2 separate regions of the Homo sapiens genome follow, and region 1 is linked to region 2. A link is a loop called in an ENCODE intact Hi-C map of the cell type or tissue named here. Cell type or tissue: body of pancreas. All regions are shown on one strand.

Region 1 (2,500 bases), 80 kb before region 2:
CAATTTTCTCTTCTTTCTGTTCCACTTGCATCTGTAAACCATGTGCCCAGTCATGGCCCCACAGCTGGGCAACGCCATTATGTACTCCTTTGACCACGGCTCCAAGACCTTCAGAGCATCTTGTGAGGCTCTTCTCTCCAGCAGATGAAGGGTTATTATCCTCCCTTAGATTTGGTAACTGAGGCCCAAAGGAATCAAGAACTTTGGCCAAGCACGAGTCCCCATTTTACAAAGGGAGAAACAGCCTCAGAGAGTTTCAGTAATGAATGCAAGTCCACAATGCTAGTAAGTGAATGAGCTGGGATTTGAACCCAGACCTATCTAGCTCCAGAATCCTTCTTTCATGGAGTTCAAGTCTACCAGAAGGAGGGGAGGAATTGAAACAGATGATAGATAAGTAGATGAGTAAGTAAGTCTAACGATTATAAAAATAATTATAAGATCTGCGAAGAAAGTAAACTGGCTGGTGTGATAGAGAGGAAATGGGAGAAGAGCAATCTTTTTCAATCGGGAGATCAGGGAAAGACTCCCAGAAGGGAGGTAATAAACCCTAAAACCATTCTTGGTAATGCATGTAGTGCATGCAGTATGATATTTGGCACCTAGAAAGTTCCAATAATTGGTAGTCATTATTAAGGAAAGTGAAATGCTTTCTCAAAGATAATTGTAAAATCAAAGGGATAGTGTGTGTTTTGTCCTACTTCCAACATCTAGAGCCTTTCTCTCATGGAATAGGAGGGAGGAGAAAACTGAGGGCAGTGATAGGCTTGGCAAACAGGGGCCTTGGCCGGCTCAAAGCTTCAGCACCTGGGGCCAGCTGCCTCATTCAGTGCTTGGCAACGCCCCCGCAGAGTGGAGAATGCCAAGAGGGTAAGTGTCATCTCCGCTCTCCACGCAGTAGCTGTGTGACCTTGGGCAAGTCACATCTCCTGTCTGGGCATCTGTTTGTTCATCTGTAAAATGAAGGTTTCGGTCTAGATGGGTTTTTCAGATCCCTTCCAGCTCTAATTCTGTGTCATCTGAACTCTGACCAACGCCTCCCTCCTTCCGCGGACGTGTTCCCACAGTGCCCTCTATTGGCTGTTTAGTAGAGAGCAGGTACCACACATGCAGCTCCGGGGACCGGGAGAAATGGGAACTGCCAGCTGCCCTTCTTCTGTGAGGGATTTAGAACCCTTGGGGCACATCAGGATCCGCACACAGGATAAGAGTTAGGCAGTCTGACTTCCTAGAGTCACAGAATTTTGGAAAGGGAGACTTAAAGACTATTTATTGCAACAACAGCAGTATTAGCTAACATTTGTTTAGGGCTAACCATTTACTGAACATGGGCTTGATACTGTGCATAAAGTCATGAGTATAACAGGCACAGGGCCGTCCTGAGGGTAGTAACGTGTACACGGAGACCCAAAGAGTGAGGACTTGCCCATGTGAAGATCAGCTGGAAAGACTGTAACAGCCAAGAGAATAGCATGTGCAAAGGTCCTGGAGGAGAAAAAGACAAGGGTGTGTTTGGAACCAAAGGAAGTAGAGTCAATTGTTACTAGATACTGGAGGCTAAAGAATCTTGGAATGTGAAAACCATGATGACTGGTGGAGTTACAATCACTTTGTAAAACTGCTTAGCAGTATTTACCAAAGCTGAATATATACACTTCAGGAAGATGAGCTTATGCGCTCACCAAAAAGGCATAAATAAGAAAGCAGCATGCTTACCAGTAGCTGAAAGCTGGAAATAGCCCACATGTCCATCAACAGTAGAATGGATCAATAAATTAGGCTTTATTCTTCCAATAGAATCATGTCAGCAATCAGAATGAGATCCAAGTATAATTAAACTCAACAATATGGATCAGGTTCACAAAGAGAATGTTGCACATGTTAGTAAGAAACTGAGTTCAAATGATATATATTCCTTTTATATAAAGTTCAAAACCACCGTATGGTGCTAGAAGTCAGGATAGCGGTTGCCTTTGGGAGATGTAGGAACTGGAGGGGCAAGAGGGGGCTTCTGGGAGCAGCCACTGTTGTATTTCATGAACGGGGTGATGGTTACACAGGAGCGTTCATTTTGTTAAAATTCATCAAGCTGTACTTGTGATGTATGTGCATGATCTGTATATTATATGCCAATAAAATATAGTAAAAGCATTATGTGGTTACCAGGTCACATCCACTTGTTCATCACAGTCTCATTTACTGTCACCACCAGTAGGAGCAACACAGACAGGAATATTTTGAGACCAAGATTCTAAGTGCTACTTTTCCGCCTGAGGAGCTCCAAGTAGAGGGTAACTCTTGACAAGATAGGCCAGTTCCTCGGAGTCCTTGAAGAGTGGAGAATGACTGGACAAGGAGCTGGCTCACTGGGCTCTTTAGAAAGAGCCAGAAAGAATCAAGGAAGGGAAAGTTTTCACTCCCAAGGCATCTCAGAGTCTGAATCAGCTTCCTGCTTAGCATTTCAGTACCAGAGAGGCACTCTCCCAGGTTCTGAATTTGC
Region 2 (2,500 bases):
AGAGACGAGGTTTTGCTATGTTGCCCAGGCCAGTCTCGAACTCCTGGGCTCAAGCAATTCTCCCACCTTAGCCTCCCAAAATGCTGGGATTCCAGGCATGAGTCACCATGCCCGGCTGGGGCTATTCTGAATGAATTCTTGTGCATGTCTCTGGGGCACACTGTATGCACTTCTGTTGGGTGTATAGCCAGCAGGAGAATTTCTGGTCATAGCAGATGCCATGTTCAACTTTAGTAGATATAGTTAAGGTCATGTTAAAAGCCACAATGAGTCAAACCTATGGAAATTCATGTGAAGCTGATATGGTGGCTTCAAGAGAAGAGAGAAGGAGGAGGCATCATGCCACCCTCAGACCTTGGTACCCCACATCTGCTGTAATTCCCTCCTCTGAGATATCAGCCTCAACACTGAGTTTCTGTACAGTGTTTCCAGCCATCTTTAGGTAAAAATAAGTCACACTTGGAAACAAATGGTTTCTCTTATATGCTTTTGTCTGGCAAAAGTATATTGTAAGTGATCCAAAAGGAATTGATTTACAAAATCTGAAAATATCCAAAAACAAAACCTGCCAAATGAATTTAAATTTCAGGTCATCAGAACCATTGCTCTGATGTCACTTTGTGCCACCCTCTGCCCTTTCCACACTCCAACGTTACAGTTATCTTCCAGAACACTGGCTTCAGCCTTGGCTTGTCCCTCCTGATGGGCTGCCCTTTCCTCAGCTCTTCAAGGGCAGTGCCTTCTTCTGCCTGTTCAATTCTCAGTTGGTTCTTCTTTTCTTTTAGCCAATCACTCTCTGTCTTATGACCTGTTCTATTTTCTTTTCTTTTATTTTCTTTTTCTTTTTTTCTTTTTTTTGAGATGGAGTCTCACTCTGTTGCCCAGGCTGGAGTGCGGTGGTGTGATCTCAGTTCACTGCAACCTCTGCCTCCTGGGTTCAAGCAATTCTCTGTCTCAGCCTCCGGAGTAGCTGAGATTACAGGTGCCCGCCACCACACCCAGCTAATTTTTTGTATTTTTAGTAGAGATGGGGTTTCACCATCTTGGCCAAGCTGGTCTTGAACTCCTGACTTCGTGATCCACTCGCCTTGGCCTCCCAAAGTGCTGGGATTACAGGCGTGAGCCACCGTGCCCAGCCGAGCTACCCTATTTTCTTCATTGAGTCTATCCCTTCTTGAAATTATTAGAATGATTTTTCACTAGCTTGTTCAGTGTGAGCTCCCAGTAAGCTCCTGTAATGCCTGGCACATAGTAGATGCTTAAGAAATCTTTCTAGAATGAATGAATGGGCTGAATGAATCATCAGGGAAGCTGGCTTGAGGAAACTTGATCTTGGGCCATCTTCTTGGGGACGTGTGAGCTCCATTTGCCCCTCTGGCCCCTGTGGGACCGAGGTAGTTATGAACTCTGCAAATTGTTGATTCCTTTGTGCCTGCAGATCAGGCACTGCCCTTGTCAGGGACCTCCTTTGGTGCTTGGCTCTGTGCCAGAGGACACGGTGACAACTGAGGTGTGAATGCAATGTCAATGATTGACTAGGACCAGCACTGGGCTGCATATTTCCAGGCACAGACTGTGGCTGCATCATTAATAGAGGCCTAGAGGCAACCTGAGTCTCCCTCCTTCCAGAGCAATGGCCATGGCCAAGTCTCCTGCCATCAATCCTTGGAGATTAGATGAGAATGGGACTGGGGCTTTGACCCTGCAAGGACTAAATCCCACCAGTGTCCTAAGAGGAGTTTTCATCAAAGTCACATTGCAGAAGATGCGTAAAGCACTGTCTCCTCTCAGCTCAGAGGAGCCCTGGCAAGTAGGCAGAACTGGCCTTACTCATCCTGTTTAGAAAATGAGAAATTGGGCCGGGTGCGGTGGCTCACACCTGTAATCCCAGCACTTTGGGAGGCCGAGACAGGTGGATCATGAAATCAAGAGATTGAGACCATCCTGGCCAACATGGTGAAACCCCATCTCTACTAAAAATACTAAAAATTAGCTGGGAGTGGTGGCACATGCCTGTAGTCCCAGCTACTCGGGAGGCTAATGCAAGACAATCACTTGAACCCGGGAGGCGGAGGTTGCAGTGAGCCGAGATCGCACCACTGCACTCCAGCCTGGCAAAACAGTGAGACTCCATCTCAAAAAAAAAAAAAAAAAAAAAGAGAAATTGGAAGCCTGGTTGTAAAAGGCTCGTTGAAGTTCCCATGGTTACTGCTCATCCTAAAATCCAGGCATCCTCAATCCCTGTCCCAGCTTCATCCTGGCATTCCCTTTGCCCTTTCTCTGGTTAGAAGTAATACTGAGGAAGCAAGCCCAGCAGAAATATGGGTGGGTACTTTACCCTATGCCCACCTGCAGTGGGTGCTTCCAATTCCATTGTATTCAAAATCTAAAACTTTTATTATTATTATTTTAAAATTTAGAGACAGGATCTCACTCTGTCACCCAGGCTGAAGTGCAGTGGTGCAATCATGGCTCACTGCAGTCACAAATTCCTGGGTTC

What was found. A loop is a pair of places that touch in the nucleus more often than their neighbours do. Peaks named below come from ENCODE experiments on the same cell type or tissue, not always from the same donor. Only the 100,000 strongest peaks of a DNase experiment are listed, where the experiment ranks them.
Region 1: it touches region 2 in a loop (2.7-fold over the local background); 10 of 110 quality-filtered maps call a loop at or near these places.

The regions. Positions count from the first base shown.
Region 1 is chr16:20,299,578-20,302,077 of GRCh38, forward strand. No RefSeq gene overlaps it. Among named protein-coding and RNA genes, the nearest start is that of GP2, 27 kb to the right of the region's middle. In body of pancreas, a CTCF peak has its summit at 1,075 (motif pointing left); DNase peaks (open chromatin) are centred at 814 and 1,074.
Region 2 is chr16:20,379,498-20,381,997 of GRCh38, forward strand. The region is part of intron 3 of PDILT (protein disulfide isomerase like, testis expressed); the gene reads right to left. Among named protein-coding and RNA genes, the nearest start is that of PDILT, 24 kb to the right of the region's middle. In body of pancreas, no CTCF peak of the experiment used is centred here; a DNase peak (open chromatin) is centred at 1,494.